3 separate regions of the Homo sapiens genome follow, and regions 2 and 3 are each linked to region 1. The links are chromatin loops, found by intact Hi-C in ENCODE. Cell type or tissue: mammary epithelial cell. All regions are shown on one strand.

Region 1 (8,000 bases):
CAATTTCCTCATCTGTTAACCGAGTATCCTATTAATACTTCCTTCCCCTTAGAGTTTATTCATTCATTCTACAGTTTTGTTATTTTCTTTCAGCACCTTCTTTATTCTAGTTGCTATACTGAGTTCTACAGATACAACATGAAGTAAGACACAAATAGTTCTCTGAAGTAGCCCACATTCTATGGGAAGAAAGCACACAAAGTAAAAAGTGCTGTGATAGAGGTATGTCCAGAGTCCCAATGGGATCAAATACATCTCAAGGGATGTGTATAATATGAGTGCACAGAGTGCTAGATAAGAGGAGGGTGGGAGATGTGTCCCACTGGTGTCTGAGCTCCTAATAGAGCTTCAGTTTCTCTGGTCCAGTTCTCCTTTGCCCTAGCAAGTTGACTCATCCTTCTATGTCCAGGGCCCCACAACAGATTCCAGAGGCTTAACAGTGCTCTGGACCATTGAAAATGGGTGGAAAACTCTCCATGGGACGGAGAGACAGGGAACTGACATGTTGCTGGGCAATGGGCAATGATCTAGATATAGTCAGCAGGTCATCCTTATCAGGCTACAGTGAGAAGGATCACCTAATTTTCCAAGCGATGTACCGTGCTTTCTCAAACAGAAAATCTGCTATCCCAGAAAGGCCTTCCATGGCCTTGTGCTGCTCCCTGGCACCAGCAGCTGCAGGACATTTGCTCCCAATGAGTCAGCATTCTCCCTTTGTAGACTCTATGCCTGCCTGATTATCAGCTTTACTGTGGAACCTTCAGATAGTCAAGGGAAGGAACAGATCTCTTGCTCCTAACACCTTGACCATAGATCTTTAAATTGAACAACAAAAAATTTCTCATATGGTACTCTGCTTCTGATCTAAAAACTTGCTTTGGGATGAGGAATACAGGAAGAATGGTAATTCTTATTTACCCTACCAAGGGAGATATGGTAAATAAGAATTGGACACAGTGGTTAATTCCAAATATCATTCCATCATATGAGCTGTTGTTATTTGTGATGTTACTAGCAGCCAGATCACACCATCTTCTTTAGCAATCCATTCTGCCCCTAGCATCACAGCTTTAAAATGGAATAGGGTACATTTCATAGACTCACAAAAATCCAGCTTTATTTATGTAGCAAGTTCAGATAAGTGATATGATTTGTTCAAATTCATACAGCAGAACCAAGGGTAGATGTCACTTTCAAGTTCAGGCTTCCTCCCAGACCAATTGCTATTTTATTTTATTTTTCCAGACCAACATTTTGTTAACTGCTGATATCTTGTTTGTTGCACAATCCTTAAAGTCAGATTGTTTTCTTATCCTGGCCTTACTGTTTGCTAGCTGGATGTACTTGAGCAAGTCACTTTACTCCGCTGAGACTTATATTCTAATCTGTTAGATAGAGACTCTCATCTGGGGGAAATAATATATGCCCCTTATAATCAATGTGATGATTATATAATTTAATTCATATAAAGGTTTTAGGACAGTGACTTGTATATGATAATTTCTCCATAATTTTTTTAACATTTTAGATAAAGTTGTTTTTTAGATGCTCACCTGGCTCTTGTTTTTTTCCCCTCCTTTATAATTATAATTATTATGCAACAAATGTTACTGTGTTTTAAACACTATGTAAGGTAGATATTTTTAAAATAAGATTGATTATTCTCTAGGTTTTGTGAATAAGAAAGTAAATAAAATCCATCACTTTCTACACATGTACCCCATAAGTATATACAAATATGTAACAATGAAAACATTTTAAAATCCATAACTTCATAATTAATTTACTATATTTTATTAAGTTTTTGAGGTTATGTCTATTTTAAGCATATGGTAGAAACGTTATGTAATGATATACTACTATGAATCTCTTTTCAATTTCGTGTTCAATGACATTACCTTGATTTTGAAATCAACCATGGTGGAAATATTTATACCATGAAAATTGGCAAATGCTGTAAGTCAGGGCTTGATGTATTGTTTTGATGATTTCGCTAGACTTGATAGGTTAATAATGCTGTATTCTGTCTGTGACTATTGAGTCATAAACAACATAAATAACAGGAAATATTTTTCAGTATTAGTGGATTTAACACTATTAGTGAATTTAACAAAGATTCGGCTAATACCATTAACAAACAAGTGAAGTTTTAATATATGCCTTTGTCCATTCACTTTTTTGCTCCCAGTTAACATAAATGAAAATATCAAGCACCATTCATTTCACAATCACACTTGTTGATCAGTGAAGTAAGAGACATTTTTGCTGAACCAGACAGTATTTAAACGTTTATTTGCAGGCTGATATTGTCAAATAATGGTTGGATTGCAATAATAGCTTGGCCATGAATACAAGAGTTCAACAGAAATTAACTAATGTATTCTATGAGAATCAATTAGCTATATGGAATTTATAATAAAGATTATTGTATATTTTATATATATAACATGTAAATTGTGTGCTACTTGTCCTGTATATGAGTGAAATGTATAATAAACTTATGTACATGTACATATGCACATATTTTTCCCCCAGGGAGCTGGTTGTTAAATATTTATCAGCACACCACTGTCCCCAATTCATATCTACCTTCTAGTCATCACCTCTCTGGCTTTGGAGCAGATCATAAACTCTAGAATCCAGACACCAGCCAGTGCAGTACTTCACAAGCTCTGCAGTACTTCTCAGGATCTGTTTTCCCAGGATGACCTTGTGTGAGCTGTAAGTCATCAAAACCTGGTTCCTTTGATCTGCCCTGGGGAGAAAGGAATTATGTCCCTTTAACATGGACAAAACTCCACGGGACCTCAGCTTGCAAATTCAGGATTAAGAGAACTTGAAATTCATTGACATTCTACAAACTCAGAGCTAACGAAGCCTGTGAGGGTCATCCCTTCCAGAACTTTCGTCTTTATGGAATGAGTATCAGAACAGGCCAGTCTCAGGCTCATGTCTGAGTGATTTATCATTTTCATTCATCACCTCTAAGGCTGAGCTGGCCCCAGTTTCCCTTGTCTGGGCTATGGATGTCCCCTGCTGGAATCCAGAGCTCACTGCAGCTCAGGGAATTAGAACAAATGCTGCGGCCGTAGATGCATTGTGTGTATGTGTAAGAACACACTCGCTGTCTGCGTGCCTCTCGACAGGAAACCACTCCGGAAATTCACTCTCTTGTCCTGGTTTTACAGGTCTGCCCTCATTTACTGATTTCATGTCCCAAATGATTGAGAATCATTATTTATCAAGTCTTTTGAATAATGTCTACCACATGGTAAGCTCTCAATAAACATTTACTGAAAAAAATGAGCATAGCCTTGTAAGGTACATTATGCGTGATCTAATTTCATCCTCACAACAATCAAATAAATTAGGAACTATGGTTAACTCCTTCTTGTTTTCAGGTGTTGGAACTCAGGCCTAGAGGTTAGGTCACTTACATAAGGTCACTTAGCTTGGATGTGGCAGCATCAGCCTTAGGGCATAAGTGTCCCTGTCTGCAGGCTCGCTGCTCTGCTACAGCCTGCCATGCAGTCTCCAAAGGGTTCCTTCTCCACAGCTTCTCCAAACAGAAATACCTGCTCCTTTTTGCTTTCGTATTTCCCCACTCCCAGTATTCACCCAGGGTGAATCTCGTCCTTTGTCCTGCTTGCTGTGTACCCTGGCCAAATCCCTTCGCCTTTCAGAGCCTGAGTTTCTTCATCAGATAAATAAAGGGGATGGATTAGCTGACTCTTAATTTTAAAATGCCAATTCTAAAATGCTGACGCTTTCTGAATTTAATTTCAGGATAGACATGCTGAGGTCCAAATTGCTAGGGATTTCCTCTCTGGCCAAGGAAACAAAACTCAGTCATATACTACTTGTGAGTTTGTATCAGGAGGATGAAATTAAGCCCCAAAGTCTGCACTGCCCTTTGGGAACGTACTTTTTCAGATCAGAAGCCAACGATCACTTACATGAGAGGTTATCAGTAGATGGACAAAAAGCACCATTTCTCTCTTCTCTCCAGTGAGCCAAAGCATGGTTGCCAATTCAGACAGCCAGTTGGGAGTTTTCAACATGTGACAAGCCCAAAGGCATTTCTGAAGCTGCCAGCACAGAGGCCTGTCGAATCTGCTAAGGAACCAGATGCAGCAGATAAATATCTTCCACAGCTTGGCATCTGGGGCCTGTGCTTGCCAGCTGAGAGAAGGGGCTGTGTTGCACAGTGCTGGGGGTGGGGATGGCAGAGAGACAGCAGCTGAACAAATCACACATATTTCTCATTGAAGTAGAAAAAAAGGCAATTCTAGAGAGCATTTCAAAATTCTAAAAGGACCAGATTAAATACGGATGGTTATATGTAGGTTATTATTATATGATGGACTGGATTATAAATAGGTAAGTTATATATTGTGGTCTTTGATACCATTGTTTCATTCAGTCTGTTGATATTATTTTGCATTTCTAGAATGCAATAGTCTTTATGCAATTCATTTAGTGCAATTACATTTACAAGACAATCTCTCTCTCTCTCTCACACACACACACATACACACACAAATCTTGTATATCTAGCTCTGCACCAAATAAAAATTACAGAAATAAAGCATTCTTTTCATCATGAGGCAAAAAATGACTATGTGTTGAGTCATGTGTCCAGACTTTGTTTTTTCAAAAATATATTTCCCTTTTAGATTCTTCAAAAGAATTGATGAAATTTCATCAATTTCCTCTCAATATAATTCATAATTATTTATTGAATGCCTACTATGTGCAAGAGATTGCTTGGTGCAATTATTATGAAGAGAAAGAGACAAAGTGTCTTCAAGGAGCTTATTAACAATTCCTGGCATACTAATAATCAATGGGATTTTCCTCAACTTCAACCTGATTAAGGGCATCTTGAAAAACCTTCTGCTAACATCACAATTGGTGGGGAAAAACTGAAGCCTTTTTTCTTAAGCTCAAGTGTAAGGCTGTCCAATCTCACCACTTCAATGTCCTATGAAGGTATTAGCCAATGCAAGAAGGTCGGACAAGAAATGAAACCCATTCAGATTGAAGAGAAAGAAGCAAAACTCTATTTGCAGACAGCCTGGTTGTCTAAGTAAAAAATTCTTTTTTTTTTTTTTAAAATTTTTTTTTTTTATTATACTCTAAGTTTTAGGGTACATGTGCACATTGTGCAGGTTAGTTACATATGTATACATGTGCCACGCTGGTGCGCTGCACCCACTAACGTGTCATCTAGCATTAGGTATATCTCCCAATGCTATCCCTCCCCCCTCCCCCGACCCCACCACAGTCCCCAGAGTGTGATATTCCCCTTCCTGTGTCCATGTGATCTCATTGTTCAATTCCCACCTATGAGTGAGAATATGCGGTGTTTGGTTTTTTGTTCTTGCGATAGTTTACTGAGAATGATGGTTTCCAATTTCATCCATGTCCCTACAAAGGACATGAACTCATCGTTTTTTATGGCTGCATAGTATTCCATGGTGTATATGTGCCACATTTTCTTAATCCAGTCTATCATTGTTGGACATTTGGGTTGGTTCCAAGTCTTTGCTATTATGAATAGTGCCGCAATAAACATACGTGTGCATGTGTCTTTATAGCAGCATGATTTATAGTCCTTTGGGTATATACCCAGTAATGGGATGGCTGGGTCAAATGGTATTTCTAGTTCTAGATCCCTGAGGAATCGCCACACTGACTTCCACAATGGTTGAACTAGTTTACAGTCCCACCAACAGTGTAAAAGTGTTCCTATTTCTCCACATCCTCTCCAGCACCTGTTGTTTCCTGACTTTTTAATGATTGCCATTCTAACTGGTGTGAGATGATATCTCATAGTGGTTTTGATTTGCATTTCTCTGATGGCCAGTGATGATGAGCATTTCTTCATGTGTTTTTTGGCTGCATAAATGTCTTCTTTTGAGAAGTGTCTGCGTGGGCAAGGACTTCATGTCCAAAACACCAAAAGCAATGGCAACAAAAGCCAAAATTGACAAATGGGATCTAATTAAACTCAAGAGCTTCTGCACAGCAAAAGAAACTACCATCAGAGTGAACAGGCAACCTACAACATGGGAGAAAATTTTCGCAACCTACTCATCTGACAAAGGGCTAATATCCAGAATCTACAATGAACTCAAACAAATTTACAAGAAAAAAACAAACAACCCCATCAAAAAGTGGTCTAAGTAAAAAATTCTAAGTAATCTACAAAAATGCTACTAAAACTAATATGCGTGTTTAGCAAGGCTTCATATCAAGTCAGAAACAATAGTTTCCTCCTATTTGCAGGGGATAAGTTTCAAAACCCCAAGTGGATGCCTACAATCATGAATAGTACCAAACCCTAAATATACAACATATTTTTCCTTTTTTTTTTTTTTTTTGAGACGGAGTTTCGCTCTGTCTCCTAGGCTGGAGTGCAGTGGTGTGATCTTGGCTTATTCCAAACTCCTCCTCCTGGATTCAAGTGATTCTCCAGCCTCAGCCTCCTGAGTAGCTGGGATTACAGGCACCTGCCACCATGCCAGGCTAATTTTTGTATTTTTAGTAGAGACGTGGTTTCGTCATGTTGGCCAGGCTGGTCTCGAACTCCTGACCTCAGGTGATCCACCTATCTCGGCCTCCTAAAGTGCTGGGATCACAGGCTTGAGCCACCGTGCCCTGCCTAATATATTTTCCTAAACATACATACGATGAAATTTAGTGAATTGTGCAGAGTAAAAGATTAACAGCAATAATTAATAATAAAATAGAACAATTATGCCAATATATTGTAATATACTGTAATAAAAGTCATGTGAATGTGACCCTCTCTCTCTCTAACTATCCTATTGTTACTATATGCACCTATTTTCAGACCAAGGTTGACCACAGCTAACTGAAACTGAGGAAAGCAAACCTATGAGGAAAGGAGAACTACTGCATATAAGAAGTAATTTTATTTTTGTATACCAGCTGTTATGGATTGAATTCCGTCCCCTTAAAACTCATATGTTGAAACCCTGGCCTTCAATGTGGCTGTATTTGGAGAAAGGGGTGCTTGGGGTAATAAAGTTTAAGTGAGGTCATAATTGGCCTTACTCCAATAGAACAGGTGTCCTTATAAGAAGAGGAAGAGATACCGGAGGGATATCTCTTCCCCTCCCCCTCATGAGTACACTGAGGAAAGGCCACATGAGGACACAGTGAGAAGGTGGCCATCTTTAAGCCAGGAAAAAAAAAAGCCTCACCAGACACTAATCCTGCTAGCACCTTGATTTTGGACTTCTACCTTCCAGAACTGTGAGTAAATAAATTTCCATTATTTAAGCCACGTAGTGTATGGTATCTTATTATGATAGCCCAAACTGACTAATGCACTAGCCACAAATAATGAAAATTAAAATAAAAATGATACAATTACAATAACATCAACAATATGAAATGCCTAAAAATAAATGTTAACGAGCCTAAACATATGTAACATAAAGTCAATATACAAAATTTACGATATACAAAATGTAGTCTCAAAGACTAAGCTATTAAGAGTGACTTTCCCCCCTATATATTAGAAAGACAGATGCAGATAGCTATAGATAGCAGGAGTTGTCATGAAAACTCACAGAGAACTGAGGAAGCTTGTAGATGCAGCTCAGTAGCTACAAGGAAACTCGTAGACACCAAGTGCTTTGGTCATCGTATGCATTTAATTATATGAATTTCTGAAAGTTTTTGGAATGAATGTGTGAAATCTTCCTGTTCTTGATATTTCCTCTAGCTGACTTCAACATTCCAAGCATTAATTAATTTAAAAAAGACATCAGAAGCCATGCCAGAGAGACTCTTTGTCACAGTCTGATTATGAATCTGGAATGACAAGTAAGTTTCAACTTGAGAGCCAACTCTGATAGATTGGTAGTGACTACCTAGAGCAAAAACATTGAGAAAATGATTTTGAAACTTTATTTGAACTCAGTAGGGGAGGGATGTATGGTCAGAGAGCTATGCAAACTGTAGGG
Region 2 (8,000 bases), 690 kb before region 1:
TTTGACAGATGGCTCCCAGGATTAGAATCTCCCTCATTTTTCCCTACAGCATTTGGAAAGAGAGCTTAATCATACAAGCTACGACTGTAGGGAGTCTTTTCTGAAAGAAGGCCCCCTAGCAGGGAAACTGAATAGAAAGAATAGAAAGGGAATGTCAGGGAGACATTTGAGTTTGGTGCTTTGGACCAAACCGTCTTTCAAGACGCATCTTAAATCCTCTTTCCTTTGACAAGCCTTCCCTGACTACCCCAGACTCTACCCATCTCCCCCTGCTGTGCTCTGATTTAGGAGATGGTGGCTGTGCAATAGACTTAGCAATTAATCATACCTGCCCTTGTGACAGCTATTGTACTATTGCCTTAAACTGGTATTTTACTCTGGCCTTAGAATTCATCTTTGTGCATGTACATTTTCTCCAATGAGATTATAAGCACCTTGAGGACAGAGATTTTGTCATAAACATATCTTAAATCCTTCCTTCCTCCCCAATACCTAGCGCAATTCTGTCCACATAGTAAAGGCTCAATAAATGTTTTTTAGTTTCGTATAAAAGGCCCTGCAAGGATTTCTGAATGAAAAATATGAGAGAAATCAAATAAATTAGTTTGAGGAGCAGGTGATTTAGATTTATTACTTATGGTGGAATGCAAAAATTGCCACAATAATTTAAAGCAATTCTTATCAAGAGGCAGAGTCTATTTCCCGACTCCTTGAATCTGGGCTGGCCTTGTGATTTGTTTTGACCAGTTGAATGTAGTGAGCTTAATGTAGTTTGAGGTCTGAGCCCAGGCATCAAGAACCCAGCAGAAGAACTGCACAGCTGATACCAGCCCAAATCACAAACCTACAGGACTGTGAGTTAAATAAATGTTTTTTTATTATAAGTCACTAAGTTGTGGGATGATGTGTTAGGCACCAAAAGCTAACTGTTGCAAGATCTTCTTTAATTATCAGGATAAGCCCTTGAGATGCATGTTAGCATCCTATTTTATGAGTTAGGAAGCAAGCATTCAGGAGCAGTATGACGTAGAATGATCATAATTAGCATCTTTCAGAGCCATTGTTAGTGTCTTTTAGCAAATGTTACCTGGATGGGGAAACATATCAGGAGGCACATGTCTCAGCAGGCACTGGTCTGTCTGATGGGGAGGGGGACAAAGGAGTGTTTGTTGGCAGGAGTCAGGAAAAGTTCAGACCATGGAGAGTTCAACAATGTGTTGAAGGAACAGGCAAGACAGAGCTTGAGGGCTCTTGGGTCCATGCGTTCAGGCTGAAACGATGTAACTTGGGAGTCTATAAAGAGGGAAATGATAACAACAGTGACTAATAAATTCACTGAACATTTCTCATGTGCCACAAGCTGTGCTACGTCTCTAATCTTCACAAATGTCCTAGGTGAGGCTGAGATAAATTAAATAGGTCATATAACTTGTAAGTGATTAAATTGCCATCGAAACATAAATGTGTCTAACTCCAAAGGGAAATAGCAAACAGCTAAAAATGCCCTTTTCATTATATTGTCTGGTCTGTAAAATCAATTTCTTCCTAACTTGCAACAAACCGAATGGGCACCTATATGTCATTGCAGGCAAAACTCTTCGTATGCCTTGGAACAAAGCCATACACAGCTGAAAACTCATGACTTGTCCCATATTGGGCATGGAAGGGTGGTTTCTCCAGTTTGATAAAATCAGGAGGTCCTCTCTGCAACATGCTTTTGTGATAACATTATGTGGCTTAGCAAGAGTTCTACAAACAGGGCCCCTTTGAAGGGATCTGTCCCTTCTGCTTTTGAAGTAGGGTGACCACAGCCCTCGAGCAGAGACCTTCAGATATCCTCAGGCGGTGGTTTCATCTAGACTAAACTAGTTACAAACCCTTCCACTTATCTAATAGTTTATGCACGGTGCACACATATGTCTTGTTGAATTGAGTAGCACAGCTTTGTGGGATTCACTGGGCAGCACGTGTGATTCCCATTTTATAAATGAGAAAACTGAGACTCAGAAGCTAACTGACATGCTCAAGGTCATAAAGTTAATCTGTGGTTGAGCTAGGACTGGACTTGGTCTGTTTGACTCCTCCTCCCATGTTCTTGACTGAGTCAACACAAAAGCATTCCCTATGTATGAGGCATAGAGACTACAGAGATGTTTTAGGCTGGGCTCCTACACCCAATAACAGCAAATGTCTGGTCTAAATGCTTTACTTAGAGTAACTAATTTAATTCTCATAACAACCCTACGAGGGAGTGCACTTTTTACTCTTGTTTTATGCATGGGAAAATAGAGGTACAAAGCAGTAAAATAGATTTGGGGTTCACATACAGGTGGTCTAGACAGGGAGTCCTTTGACTTAGCCACAGCACCCCACTGCCCCTATGCTTAGGGAAGCTACTGGGGAGAGGAGTGAGATGCTGAATAACAAGGAGACCTATGACAGCCTGGTAACAGCAGGTCATGCCTGCTTGGGTTCAAATACTTGGCCCAGTGCTTAAAGCTGTTTGGTCTTGGGTAAGTTTTTTGTGTGTGTTTATGTGTCAGTTTTTCATCTGTAAAATGAGATTTTGAGATTGCTCACTTCATAGAGAGGTATTATGAGAATGTAATGATTATGTGTGTATGTGTGTGTATGTGCATGCATATGTTCAAGTGTGTGTGCGTATGTGTGTAGCTAAGAATAATCTCTGGTCCTCCAGTTAGTATGATTTGAGAGTTTGCTATCATCATCATTGCAAGGCTATGAAGTGAACTAATTTCCAGACACATAGCGCAGACAAGAGTCACAGATTCTGAGAAGAGGGAGAATTTATTGTCAGCAGGAATGGTCAGGACAGGCTTCAATGAGGAGGTAAGAAGATGTTAAGTGGATCTCGAAGGATAGAATCACAGAGTTGGGAGTTGAAGAGACTTCAGCATTCATGCAATCATATGAGTTTATCTCATAGAAGAAATCTAGGACCACAAGGGAGAGGTGATCATGCCATGTTTATCCAGCTAGTTGGGGACAGGGCCTTGACTGGAACCCAGGTCTCCTCCAAACCATGCCTGTCTGAATTTTTCTGGGCTAGAAAAATTAGAAACCCTGCATCCCCAGTCAATACTGGTGCTCCCTCTTGTAGTCCTCACTCCACTCTAAGCACCCTTTACTACCTTTCCTCTGCCATCCCTTTGGGAGAGATGCAAGTGAGCAATGAATTCGACAGTGATAGGAAAGACCTCCTACAGAAGCAAGGGACTTGATAATCTATAAACAGTTCCTGGGTAAAAACCATGAATGTGTACAGAGCACCTACTATCAGGTGCTTACTGAATTTTCTCAATCTCCACCGTAACTGCTATCATTCTTTGTACAGATAAAAAACCAAAAGGCTTAGTTTTGTAGTATCTTAGTTTTGGTAATTTTCCCAAGATCTCACAAAAAGAAAATGTTTGAGCCAGGATCCGAACAATGGTTTATAAGATTCTTCTATCCACCCACCCATCCATCCACCCACCCATCCCTGCACACACCCATCCATGCACACACTTATCCACCCACCCATCATCCATCTGTCTATCTGTTCATTCATCTTTCCATCCAAGAAACCTTTACTGAGAGTGTGTTCCATGTAAGGCAGTGTGCTTGGTGGTATGGAGCTAAGGAGATACATAGCCCCCTGTCCTCATAGAGCTGAGTGGGGCCTCCTTGAGGGTACTGTTGGGATAGTGTTAGGGAGGAGAGTGATGAGGAAATGGTTTATGTGGAAACTGGGCACTTGGGAAGACCATGACAAGAGGATCAGTGGGTTGCTCCCTGACTCCTGCTTCTAAGGTTGCAGATGAGTGCCCAGCTGGCCAGCTGGCCACTGGCATAGTCTGCCTCTTTGTGTAAAAACTAGTGGAATCACATATGTGCTGCTCCCAGATGCAGTCTCGGCACCAACACCTTCCAAGCAGGAGGTTCTGTCATGGTGCTGCCTGCCAAGCCTTGTCCAGAGGACTGAGGCCACTTGGCCAGTTGCACTGGGCCCTGTGCCTGTGCAGAGACTGTCTCACCACAGCAGCTGGGGGCGGCAGGGAAGGGCAAGAGCTTCTTTTGTGTGTGTGTGTGTGTGTGTGTGTGTGTGTGTGTGTGTGTGTGTGTGTTTAAGCTGGAAAGAAGCCCTTTTTCACTGTGCTCTGTACTTGAGATATTTCACTGAGTGGGAGACAAAGAGGCTTTGTGTGCTCTTCAAAGTGCTCTCTGCTGACTGTGATACACATCCAGGAAAAACCCAGACCAAAGCCATGAAGTCACCCCAAGTTCAAACCCAAAATGCAATTTGCAGTGGTTAGAAATGACAAAGGATGGGTGGTAGGATCCAGAGAAAAAACAGTGAAACCCGATGGACCTTAAATAGATCTGAGGGCACTGATTTGATTATTTTGGGTGAAATCTTTTAAGAAAATCTTGTCAGATTCTTCACAGAAAATTTGGTAAAGCCTATATTTCATCGCCAGCCTAGCAAAGGTAAGACCCACGTTAATTTTCTTGGAATATCACTGTTGTTTTTATTCTTAGGGTGTATGTTAGGGAGAAGAGCAGGGAGGTAGTTTGTCAGATGTTGTTCTTTCCTTGTTAAGCTTCACCTGTTCTTAAGAGCAACTTGCACTTTGTCAGCCACAGAATAGTGCCTGCCGTTCAGGCCAGTGTTTTAGATATAATTGAATTGCTGGGACGCATTAAACATCATAGGGTTTTTAGCGGAGAAATAATTTAATGATGTGGCCTTTAGGATTGTTAATTAGCACTGTCTGTATGAACATGTAACAATAACACCACCTACCGTAAAAGCGAATGTTCTACACTTCAGGACACTCATTTCTTTAGGGCTTCCCGCAGAGAAGCAGTCATTAACTCTTTTTTTGACAAATGCTTTTAGACATGCTCTGTAGGGCCGTGAATTCACCCTTCCCTCCAATCCTGAATCCTTCTCTGCATTTATCCACAAGGCAAGCTGGCAAACAGGGAAACAAGGAGAACTGTGTGCTCAGCCCTCCAGAGTGGCACGGATTATGAGGAGGTGATGGTCCTTCCCCGCCAAGATCCTGAGACACTGTCACTCCGGAATCCAAAAAGAGATTCAGGCAAGGATGTGGGAAAGTTGGAACCCTGCATGCTGTTGGTGGGAATGCCAAATGGTGCAGCTGCTATGGAAAACAGTATGGAGGTTCCTCAAAAAATTAAAAATAGAATTACCATATGATCCAGCAGTCCCACAGGGTATTTATCCAAAAGAATTGAAATGAGGATCTTGAAGAGATATTAGTACTCCCATGTTCATTGCAGCACTATACACAATAGCCAAGATGTAGAAATGAACTAAATATCCAACAACAGATCAATGGATAAAGAAAATGTGGAACACACACACACATACACACACATCCCAGAATATTACTTAGCCTTAAAAAAGAAACTCTAAAATATGTGACAACATGGATGAATCTTGAGGACATTATACTAAATGAAATAAACCACTCAGAGAAAGACGAAACTGCATGATTCCACTTATGTGGGGTATCTAAAATTGCCAAATTCGTAGAATCAAAGAGTGCAATGGTGGTTGCCAGGAGCTAGGTGGAGTGAGAAATGAACAGTTGTTAATCAATGGACATACAGTTTTAGTTAAGCAAGATGAGTGAGTTCTAGAGATCTGCTGTACAACGCTTTACCTATGGTCAATAATACTGTATTGTGTGCTTAAAATTTTGCTAAGAAGGTGGCCCTCATGTTACGTGTTCTTACAAAGTTAAAAAGGAAAAAAGTAATGGGATTGGCTCACTGGAGGAGAAGCTGTTGGCTTGCATCCTGCCTGCCCTGATGAAGGGAATGGTCAGGGGCTTGTTTCTCTGCTGGAGTTCAGGCGGGTCTGTCTGAGCCATGGGTCTGGAGGAGGCCTGCATAGGCAGCATGCCATAGGTTTCTCTGGCTTCCTGAGAACAGAGCCTGATAATGATGGAGAAATGAGAGCTTCCCACTCCTTCTTCTGTTTACATTAGAACAGCCAAGTGTTTCTTCAACCATCCACCATTCCCTTATGTCACATGTCTTCTGAAGACACTTTACCTCTTCAGTGAGGCAAGAGCAGCAGCATGAAGGTATTTGAACACTAGATTGTGCCTTGTTCTTCAGTCAGCCAAACTTTTCCCTAGCCATGTTCTAGGCCTTGATGTCTTCACGAAACCTCACCTTCCAACATCTCACTCTGGCCACAGCCCCCTGTCCTGCTACTTCTCTTACTCCTCTCTCTTCTCACAGCCTTGTCTGGCCTCTGGTCCAGAGATGGCCAATGCCTGGTGTGATTGTTGCCACTCTTTCCAGCTCATTGAGAACCTCACAGACTGATCATGCCACTCTCCTATTAAACCCAGAGGTTGCTTTGGGATCCTTCTCAGCACAGGTTCCATCAACTGGAGTTGATGCGTGAGATGAAAACTATTTGCCATTCCAGCTCCAACTCCTTGATCCACTTTCTCTCAGTCCATCAGGCAGGACAGACTCCACACACTTGCATTTGAACTCTTCATGGCACCCCTCCCCTTCCCTTGCACACGCACATGCTCTGTCTGTCCAATGATGTGTTCTCTCCACTTTCTCTACTCTCATGCCCAGAGCACTAAGTATTTTTGGAGTATTTTGCATTATGATGTGTAGTTAATGCCACATAAAAATTTGTGGTTTCTACTTTGGAACTGTCTTTTATTTGTTCTTTATTAGTATCTTCTTGCATTTCCCAGAGAAGCCTTCCAGAGCCTATCTTGCCTTTTCAGTTCCCCAAACCACACCACCTCCCCTCCTTGTCTGTCAACCTCACCTCCCATTTCCCTGAGAAAACTGGCAGAGGCTCCCTATGCCTCCGCCCCTGCCTTGTCCCCCACCCTCTGCCCACATGCACCCTGTCTCTCCCTTTGAGAATCTTTGTTATCTTCCTGCCTAGAGTGCTGTGGCTTCCCCCTTCTTTCTCCTGAGATGTTCCCTTTTCTTCCACACTCAGCAAAGGGTCATTTCCTTGACAAAACTTTCCTTTGCTAACTGACCCTCACCACAGGCAGGCTGGGAAGTTCCCTCCTCTCTCTTCCCTCCGTATCTCGTATATACCTATATTAAGGTATTAATTCCAGGGAATTGTCATCTCTCTCTCTCTTCTAGTCTAGTTTTCATCCCTGACTCTAACAGTATCTGGAATAGGGCAATGATTCAAGTTGTATTTATTGAGTGAATGAATGAATGCATTGGGAAACTGAGGCAGTGAATAGATTTTGCCCATCTCCTGGAATTGGTCATCTCCTTATCCTTCCTGTTAAATTTCACCATCTGCACTTCTCTTTTTAAAAATGATATTTATCATTTTCTATCATTGGTGTTACTTATCTATGTACAAGTCTTATCATTCCTACCACACTGCAGCTTCCTTGAGAGAGTTATCTAGATCGAAATCAACTATGTGTCTCCCAAAACGCAGTAAGTCACATGTGTTGTTTTTTCAATATTTGTTGGATGAATAATTCTTAAGTTATGCTTGTATTACTTAGAATAAGGGTCCAGTGCAGTCTTGTTGAATTAAACTGAATTTAATCCTTTGTCATAGATATGCTGATGTCGTTTGTTGTGACCCTACCCAAATCTCTTCCGGAATTGTAGTTCCCATAATACCCACATGGAGGTTGTGGGAGGGACCCAGTGAGAGGTAATTGAATCTTGGAAATAGTTACCCACATGCTGCTGTTCTTGTGATAGTGAGTTCTCACAAGATCTGGTGGTTTTATAAAGGGCTTTTCCCCATTTTGCTAGACCCTTCCCCTTCCTGCCATCATATGAAGAAGGACGTGTTTGCTTCCCCTTCCACCATGATTGTAAGTTTCTTGAGGCCTCCTCAGCCATGCAGAACTGTGAGTCAATTAAACCTCTTTCTTTTATAAATTACCCAGTCTCAGGCAGTCCTTTTTAGCAGCACGAGAATGGACTAATACAGTAAA
Region 3 (8,000 bases), 1.3 Mb before region 1:
CCAGATAACCCAGGGATAGGATGACTCCTTTTGGGTTTGAGAATGTCTCTGGAACATGCTGCTTAAAACACAAGAATGGCCTTAAAGGTAAAGCTGGAAAATTGGACACATGTATTTAGCTCTCTTTCTTCCTGAAACCCACTAACACAAAAACAAAGAAAGTGGAAACAAAGAAAGCAGCAAAATGTTGAAAGTTAAAATGCTGTGGAAGACTGGCGACCGGCCTGCCAGACCCCATCAAACTGCACACGGAGCCTGCAGTGGGAAACGCCAAAAGCAACTCGGTTCACATTCAGAGCAGTGAAACAGCGCAGGACTGGTGGCATCTGGTACCTCTGGAGGTGAGAGTGAAGATGGGGCTGAAAAAGGAGGGTGGGTGGAAAGGGTTTTAGAAGCAGTTAGATCTCTCCCCGTGCCCTATCCCCTCATGCCACGCAGTCACATGGCTCCTTCTCCACTGCCGTAAATGGTAGGAGAGATTTATTTTCTAGAGACAGTAACCAGGGGATTTCTGAACTAGAGAAGCCAGAGAGTGCGGAGGTCTGGGAGGATGCTGTACTGAAAACAGAGGGATTAAAGACTACAGAGGAGCAGACTGAATATTTGGGTTCCAGCCTTCTTCTCACACTTGGCTCCCGGAACACAGCAGCCAGGCACACACATTCTTCAAATAGGGGATTGAAGAGTCTTCTCTGGGCATCTGACCAACTCAAGAGGAGAAGCCTAAAGTGAGGGTTCCCTAGAAAACAGTCAAGTCATGTCACTCCCAGTGCCAGGAAGAAAGCTATGTGAAAACGAAGGCAGAGATCAGGGCGATGTGTCTACGAGTCAAGGAACAGCAAAGATTGCCAGCGAACCACAGGAGCAGGGAGAGGCGTGGAACAGAGCCTCCCTCACAGCCCGCAGAAGGAATCAACCCTGCCTCTGGAACTGTGAGACAACACATTGCTCTTGTCTAAGCCACCCAGTCTGTGGTACTTTCTTTTTTTCTTTTTTTTTTACTCGTCGTATTTTTATTTTTTTTAACTTTTATTTTGAGTTCGGGGATACACGTGCAGGTTTGTTACATAGGTAAACACCGGTAACAGGGGTTTGTTGTACATATTATTTTATCACCCAGGTATTAAGCCCGGTATCCAATAGTTATCCTTTCTGCTCCTCTCCCTTCTCTCACCCTCCCTGCTCAAGTAGACCCCAGCGTCTTTGTTTCCTTCTTTGTGTTTATAAATTCTTATCTTTCAGCCCCCACTTACAAGTAAGAGCATGTAGTATTTGGTTTTCTGTTCCTGCATTAGTTTTCTAAGGATAATAGCCTCTAGCTTCATCCATGTTCCTTCAAAAGACATGATCTTGTTCTTTTTTTATGGCTGTATAATATTCCATGGTGTATATGTACCATGTTTTCTTCATCCAGTCTCACTGATAGGCATTTAGATTGATTCTATGCCTTTACTATTGTGAATAGTGCTGCAATGAACATTCGTGTGCATGTGTTGTTATGGTAGAATGATTTACAGTCCTCTGGGTACCTACCCAGTAGTGGGATTGCTGAGTCAAATGGTAGTTCTGTTTTTAGCTCTTTGAGGAATTGCCACACTGTTTTCCACAATGGTTGAACTAATCTACACTCCCACAAATAGTGTATAAGCGTTCCCTTTTCTCCACAACCTTGCCAACACCTGTTATTTTTTGACTTTTTAATAGTAGCCATTCTGGCTGGTGTGAGATGGTATTTCATTATGGTTTTGACTTGCATTTCTCTAATGATCAGTGATATTGAGCTTTTTTTTCATATGCTTGTTGGCCACATGTATGTCTTGTTTTGAGAAGTATCTGTTCATGTCCTTTGCCCACTTTTTAATGGGGTTGTTTTCTTCTTGTAAATTTGTTTAAGTTCCTTATAGATGCTGGATATTAGACCTTTGTGTGGTATCTTCTTACAGCAGGCCTAGCAAACAAATACACATGGTATGTGGGAGCTCATTTCCACATGCTCCATGAAGGAAAGACCTGTGTCTCTGAATCTTCCTCTGAAGGAAGGAGGAAAGGAAAGCAGAAAAGAAAAAAGGGAGGGAAGGAAGAAAAAGGGTGGGTCACAATGCGCCTGCACCTGCCTTGACCCCAGCTGGAAAATCTGCCTGTGAGCAAGGGGGCTTATACTTCTGTATTTAATCCTTATATAACCAGAACATGTTTGTGTATAACATTGGTAGTTGAAAAATAAATACAAACATATATACATATCAAAGAAAAGCAGAAAAGAAAATTCTTCTTCTTTCTCCAAGTCTCCAAATGGGAGAGTAACTGCTTGGTAATGTTGAGGTTAATAAAAAGAATACTGAAGTCAATAAAGGATGAAAAATGTTTCATTTTAATTTGTTTACTCCAACTTTTTCCTCCTGACCAAATAAGATAACTGCTTTGGGGCGGGCCGGCTCTTGTCTTACTTCTTCCTAGGAATTCACAGAGCCAGAGAGACACTGATGGAGGATGTCCTTTCTGGATTTGCTTGAGAACATTTAGAAAAGTTTCCAATGATTGGCCCTAGATGGATGGCGGCAGTAAGGTAATAGCTACCATTTCCACTCAGTTGTCTGGGCTCCAGTACATGATACATAAACCACACGCAGCCTCACTGCGGTTCGGAGGTTAAAAGTTATTAACTGAAATCAATTGAAATAAAAAGAGCCACATCTGCCTTGGTACACAATTAACTTCTCCAGACGGCTTTGGCCTGCACTGCAGGGGACACACACACACACACACGCGCGCGCGCACACACACACACACACGCATGCACACATTCTCACTCAGTAACCCTGGGGGAGAGCAGAGGCAGCTGCGGGAGCCAAAAACCTCCCCAGTCCTAATTAAACCCTCAAAGTTTCCAGGCAACACAGCCAAGGAAAAAATCATTTCCAAGCCGAAGACCCCCAGCCCCCAGCCCCGGCAAAGGAAACGGGTCGTTTGGTTTAATCAGCCCATGTGCACATTCTCTCTCCCCAGGTTGCCAAGACGGGCCTGTACCTAGCAAAGGTATTTGTGTAATCAAAGCTTCTGGAACTTTCCCTGCCAAGGCTACCAATGTGAATAGGCTCCTGAGGTAAAAATGTTCTCCCCGCTGGGGACGGCGCCCTTGAAGTCTACATCAAAATCAAGCCAGGGTCACAGCTGTTGCGGCACCCCACAGTGGAAAACTTGCAAGAAATCCCAGCCTGAACTACTGCTTTGCCTCAGGTCTACAGGAAACAGGCCCCAGAGAAGGGGAGAGAGAGAGAGAAAGAGGAGAGAGGAGAGAGGAGAGAAGAGAGAGAGAGAGAGGGGGAGACAGAGAGAGAGAGGGAGAGAAAGAGAGAGAGAGAGAGAGAAAGAGAGAGATAAACTTTGGGGGTGGGAAGACAAAGCCACTTGAGAACCTTGTCCTCTTCATGGAGACAGTCCACACCCACCCCATTCACCCTCACCTTATGTGAGCTGGGGTTCCCGCAGGTTGGCCAAGAACCACTAGGTGGCAGCAGATTAACTCTTCAGCTGCCAGGATGAGCTGGGGGCAGTTAGGAGCTGAGTATGAAAACTTTGTATCTGTCACTTCCCTCAAAGGAAAGAAAAAAAAATGACTTTTTCTGTACCCCAAAGATCCTTGGCTTGCAGATTAGGTATTGGAGAAAAATCTTTGAGGGGTTGAGATTGCTTCTTGGGTCACCTGTTCTTAGGCTTGAATTAGAGTGAAATGCAATTGTATGTACTCCATGTTGTATAACTTGGATGACACTTGGTTCACACTTTGTTCAAGGGACTGAAAGATCCTTTAAGAAATTTATGCTCACATTCAAATTCCCTTCAACAAATGCTAAATATAAGAATTAATGAGTGTATTCCATTTTCCAGGGACAGTGCTAATGGTCACCTAGATGGCCAATACCCCTGCCCTCTGGGAGTTAATGGGGAAGACAGGCATTAAAAAAAAATAGCATTCTTGCACTTAACCACTTTGGATGAGTCAAGGAATCCAGACTTAAATCTGCTATGGATAAAGAAGAAAAAAATAAGTTAAAGGAATACAGGCTTATGAAAGTCATTTACATTAAGCTTCTGTTACATGGGAAGGTAACAGGTTTTTAGGGCTTAGGTTTTTAGGGTGGCCAGTAACCTAAAATATGGGAGCCACCAGAAAGAAACTTTACCAGCATGGTTTATATATGCTTGCTGTTCAAATGACAAAGAAAACAAATCTTTCTCTTGAGTGTTCTAGCCTCTGCAAAGCATCCCCTTGTTCTACCTATTAAACCTCTGCCACAAATATAAAAATAATGTGGTGTTGATTGGTGTAGGGGGGCAGAAATGTGAAATTGATTTACTTTAGAAAGGAGAGAGATCTACTAGCCACCAGAGGAATAAATCCAGAAAGCGGGGAATGGGGCTGGGGTGAAAAGACAAGTGTTCTTGTAGTTGAGCTTAAGAGAGTTTGGGAGGAATATGGAAAGAGGGAGGAAAAAAATTAGGAGGAGAGAGCCATAAACGTGTGATATATATGACTTGAGAGAGATAGGGAAAGGCAATTTTAAGATGTTTTGCTGTGCATTTGGGATTCCGTTTGATAGGCTTCAAGAGAGTTCAGTAAAGATTAAAATTGCCTTACAATTATTTGTATTTCTTCGACTGGAAAGCCGCCTAAGTCACAAGCACACACTGTTGGTGGAATCAACCCCCTTTCCTTTCCCGTTTGTCTAGGTGGTAAGGTAGGACTCAGATAATTTCTTTCAGGAAAAGCCATCCCAGTGTGTCCAGTAGGTTACACAAAACATAATTAGCATGCTAACCCTCATATGCAATTTCTCATTCCTAATGGGCAGCCTCAGACTTTTTGAATTTTTTTCTGTAAGTTCACCAAAAATTAAGCATCACAGTAAGACAGCTCTCTGATCCGCAGCAACTTGGGATGGTGATATCACACTGTTTTCTTGTATCATCCCCTGTGCTTATGCTGGGTGCATGACAGGGCTAGGAGGTGTTTGATGGAATTGGGGCTCCTAGTGGCCTACTCTCCTAGTGTCTTACTTGAGACAAGAACTGTTATGTCTTGGAGAAACTTATATGAGTTTGATCCTGGGGTCATGACGATCCCACAGGCCAGCCAGTTCATGCTTCCATGCTTGTATGCATACTTTTCCTTCTGCTGGACTCCCCTTACCCTGACCCATCTCTTTGCCAGCCAACCAGACTTCTGGTCTTCTTAGCAAATTCCTACTCTAAAGTGAAGACTGTTGACATGTCCTGGCCTCTGTGAAACCTGCTCTGGCCACTCACCCACACCCTCTTGTACATAACTCACCCCTAGTACAGCTATGTTGTGTTCCTATCTACCTTTCTTATTTTTTTCTTGTTTATTATTATTATTTTTGAGACTGAGTTTCGTTCTTGTCACGCAGACTGGAGTGCAATGGCATGATCTTGGCTCATTGCAACATCTGCCTCCCAGGTTCAAGTGATTCTCTCGCCTCAGCCTCCTGAGTAGCTGGGATTACAGGCACGCGCCACCATGCCTAGCTAATTTTTGTATTTTTAGTAGAGGCGGGGATTCATCACATTGGCCAGGCAGGTCTTGAACTCCTGACCTCAGGTGATCCGCCTGCCTCGGCCTCCCAAAGTGCCGGGATTACAGGTGTGAGCCACCATGCCTGGCCCCTATCTACCTTACTACAGTGAAGACACGAATTATCTTTCCATCTTTGGTGCCCAGCACAGTGCCTGATACGCAGGTGATGCTCAGTATATGACTGGACAAAGAGCTGTTATGTGACTTGTCATTCCATGCTAGGGAAGCCCAGCTCTCGAAAAGCCATCACTTTCCAAGAACTCTACCTAGAATTCAAACTAAAGGAAGTGCCAGGGAATTCAATCAATAACTCATGCTACTGGTTACAATATGTATGTCCCAGTCTTCAATTGCATTCTTGGAAGGAAGCTCACTCAAATTCACAGAAAATGGAGGAAAACATCCCAGTGAAATGACTTTCTGTTCATTAGAGCTGCAGGAATATGGTTCTCAAAGCCTCCGGTAATGGAAATTTCTGTCCCTATACTTCTGTTTCTGCCATGAATTATCCTTTGAATTAAAACATATATATATATATATAAACATATATATAAACATATATGTAAACATATATATATAAAATAGTACTCAATGCTCATTAAAGAAAATTCACAAAATAGAGAAAAGCAGAAAATAACAAAATAGTTTTCAATCAGTCTCACTATTTACATAGTGTAACATTTTAGAGTGTGAATTACTCTCTTACTTATGGAATTTAATAAAAACCAGATGACAGCTAGTGCTGTCTGCTAAAATCAGGGCCAGATTCACTAGAAAACACATAGGTGGATTTCATAGTTGGTTCCTGCAGCCACATGCAGGGAGTGCCTGTGGGCACACCCTGGCAAGCAATACTGGGCGGGGGAGCTGAGTTCCCGGAAAGGGTGAATTAGCACGGTTGGGTGCCTTTGCGTGATCCTTATGGGGCTTTGTACGGTGCCAACCCCTGAAGTCATGACAAGCCTCAGACCATAGTTCCTTCCAGATCCCATTCATACAATTACTAGTCAATCCTCCAGGCTTCAGTGATGGACACGAAGCCCTTCGTAAAAATCAGACCTCCCTAACAGCCTCGTGAGCTTTGTTACCTGTTTCCTAGACTGAACTTGCCTTGTGCTGCCACAATCCATGAACACTGGCATCCAGCACAACACTTTTCCTTCGGACCCTTAGTGGCAACTCAAGCACTATCACTTGTTAAGGTAATGGGACACACAGCGCACCAGAATGAAAAAGAAAACATGGCAGAAAGATGAAACCTTGTTGAAGTAAACAAATCAAGGCAGCTTTCAGACTGAGAGAGTGGCCCACCAGGATGCCTTGCCAGAGAGTTGGCGCTTCTTTATGTGCATGGGATGACCAGCCCTGAGAAAGCACACGCTGACTTGACACTACAATGGATTTATGCATGTGCATATATACTTGTTTTATTTAACCTAAGAAGTATTTCTGAGCCCAGAGTAATGAATCAGCACTGTATGTAGACAGAGTTTACCTGTCTCTTTCCCAGGTACTTTAGCACTCTTTGCCAGGTACTGTACTAGTAGCTGGGGACACAAAGATGCATATATGCATATGACAGTCCAGCGAGGGAGGCAACTGTGCAACTGTGTGGAGGGAAAGGGATCGCATATTTATCGAATGCTTACTCTGTGCCAGGCATTGTGCTAGGTGTTTTATAAAATTAGCACATTAAGTCTTCTCAACAAAATGTGAATCAGGCATATTTCTTTTTATTTACAAAAGAAGAAACTGATGCTCAAAGAGCTATTAACTTTCCCAACTCATACTGCTGGAATTTTTATTTTGTTTTGTTTTTTCAGACAGGGTCTCGCTATGTTGCCCAGGCTGATCTCAAACTCCTAGTCTCAAGCGATCCCCCTGCCTCAGCCTCCCAAGTAACTGAGATTACAGGAGCATGCCACTTCACCCATACTGAATTTTTAGCAAAATCTCAAAACCCACGACCAAGTCCATTTGATAGAGTGGCAGTGGGAGGTGTTTTAGTGCAGATGGGCAGGGTTTGAGGTATAGCCTCATTGCTGTCTTCTTTGCCTTGTTTTCTAAATCAGCTATGGCTCAGAAGCGACAGTGGCCTCAAAGAGCTGTTCAAGTCAACTGCAGCAGGCTGCCTCCCAGACAGATAGGACTATTTCTCTGCTTTGCAGGCTTCTTGTTTTGAAGGAAGCATTTAAATTCTATCTATCCTTCCAGCTAAGCTTCAGTCTTCACTTTCCTCCTTCCCTGACAATGCAAAGGAGTGAGTGGCGGGATGGATTTGATCTGCAGACTCCGATGGATTGTGCTATCAGTTGTGAGCTGCAGGTACATATTTTGATGTTTTTGAGTTCTGGTTCCTCATCCATACAATGGGCACAAAAGCTACCTCACAGGGTTATGATTA

The links. Hi-C counts contacts between places; a loop is a spot of excess contacts. Peaks named below come from ENCODE experiments on the same cell type or tissue, not always from the same donor. Only the 100,000 strongest peaks of a DNase experiment are listed, where the experiment ranks them.
Region 2: it touches region 1 in a loop (9-fold over the local background); 5 of 110 quality-filtered maps call a loop at or near these places.
Region 3: a loop joins it to region 1, with 9 times the contacts of the local background. A loop is called at or near these places in 3 of 110 quality-filtered maps.

What each region holds. Positions count from the first base shown.
Region 1 is chr1:60,276,575-60,284,574 of GRCh38, reverse strand. LOC105378761 (a long non-coding RNA gene) reads left to right here and starts at 7,480. Exons shown (of 3, transcript XR_947431.2): 1 at 7,480-7,860. LOC107985379 (a long non-coding RNA gene) reads right to left here and starts at 4,112. Exons shown (of 4, transcript XR_001738093.1): 1 at 3,957-4,112; 2 at 2,590-2,755. In mammary epithelial cell, a CTCF peak has its summit at 3,031; a DNase peak (open chromatin) is centred at 2,984.
Region 2 is chr1:60,967,039-60,975,038 of GRCh38, reverse strand. NFIA-AS2 (NFIA antisense RNA 2) reads left to right here and starts at 4,299. Exons shown (of 7, transcript NR_110617.2): 1 at 4,299-4,491. In mammary epithelial cell, a CTCF peak has its summit at 4,796; DNase peaks (open chromatin) are centred at 1,178, 2,098 and 4,208; H3K27ac peaks cover 344 bases.
Region 3 is chr1:61,584,360-61,592,359 of GRCh38, reverse strand. No RefSeq gene overlaps it. Among named protein-coding and RNA genes, the nearest start is that of TM2D1, 140 kb to the left of the region's middle. RefSeq lists an enhancer at 2,124-4,599. In mammary epithelial cell, a CTCF peak has its summit at 3,499 (motif pointing right); a DNase peak (open chromatin) is centred at 3,499.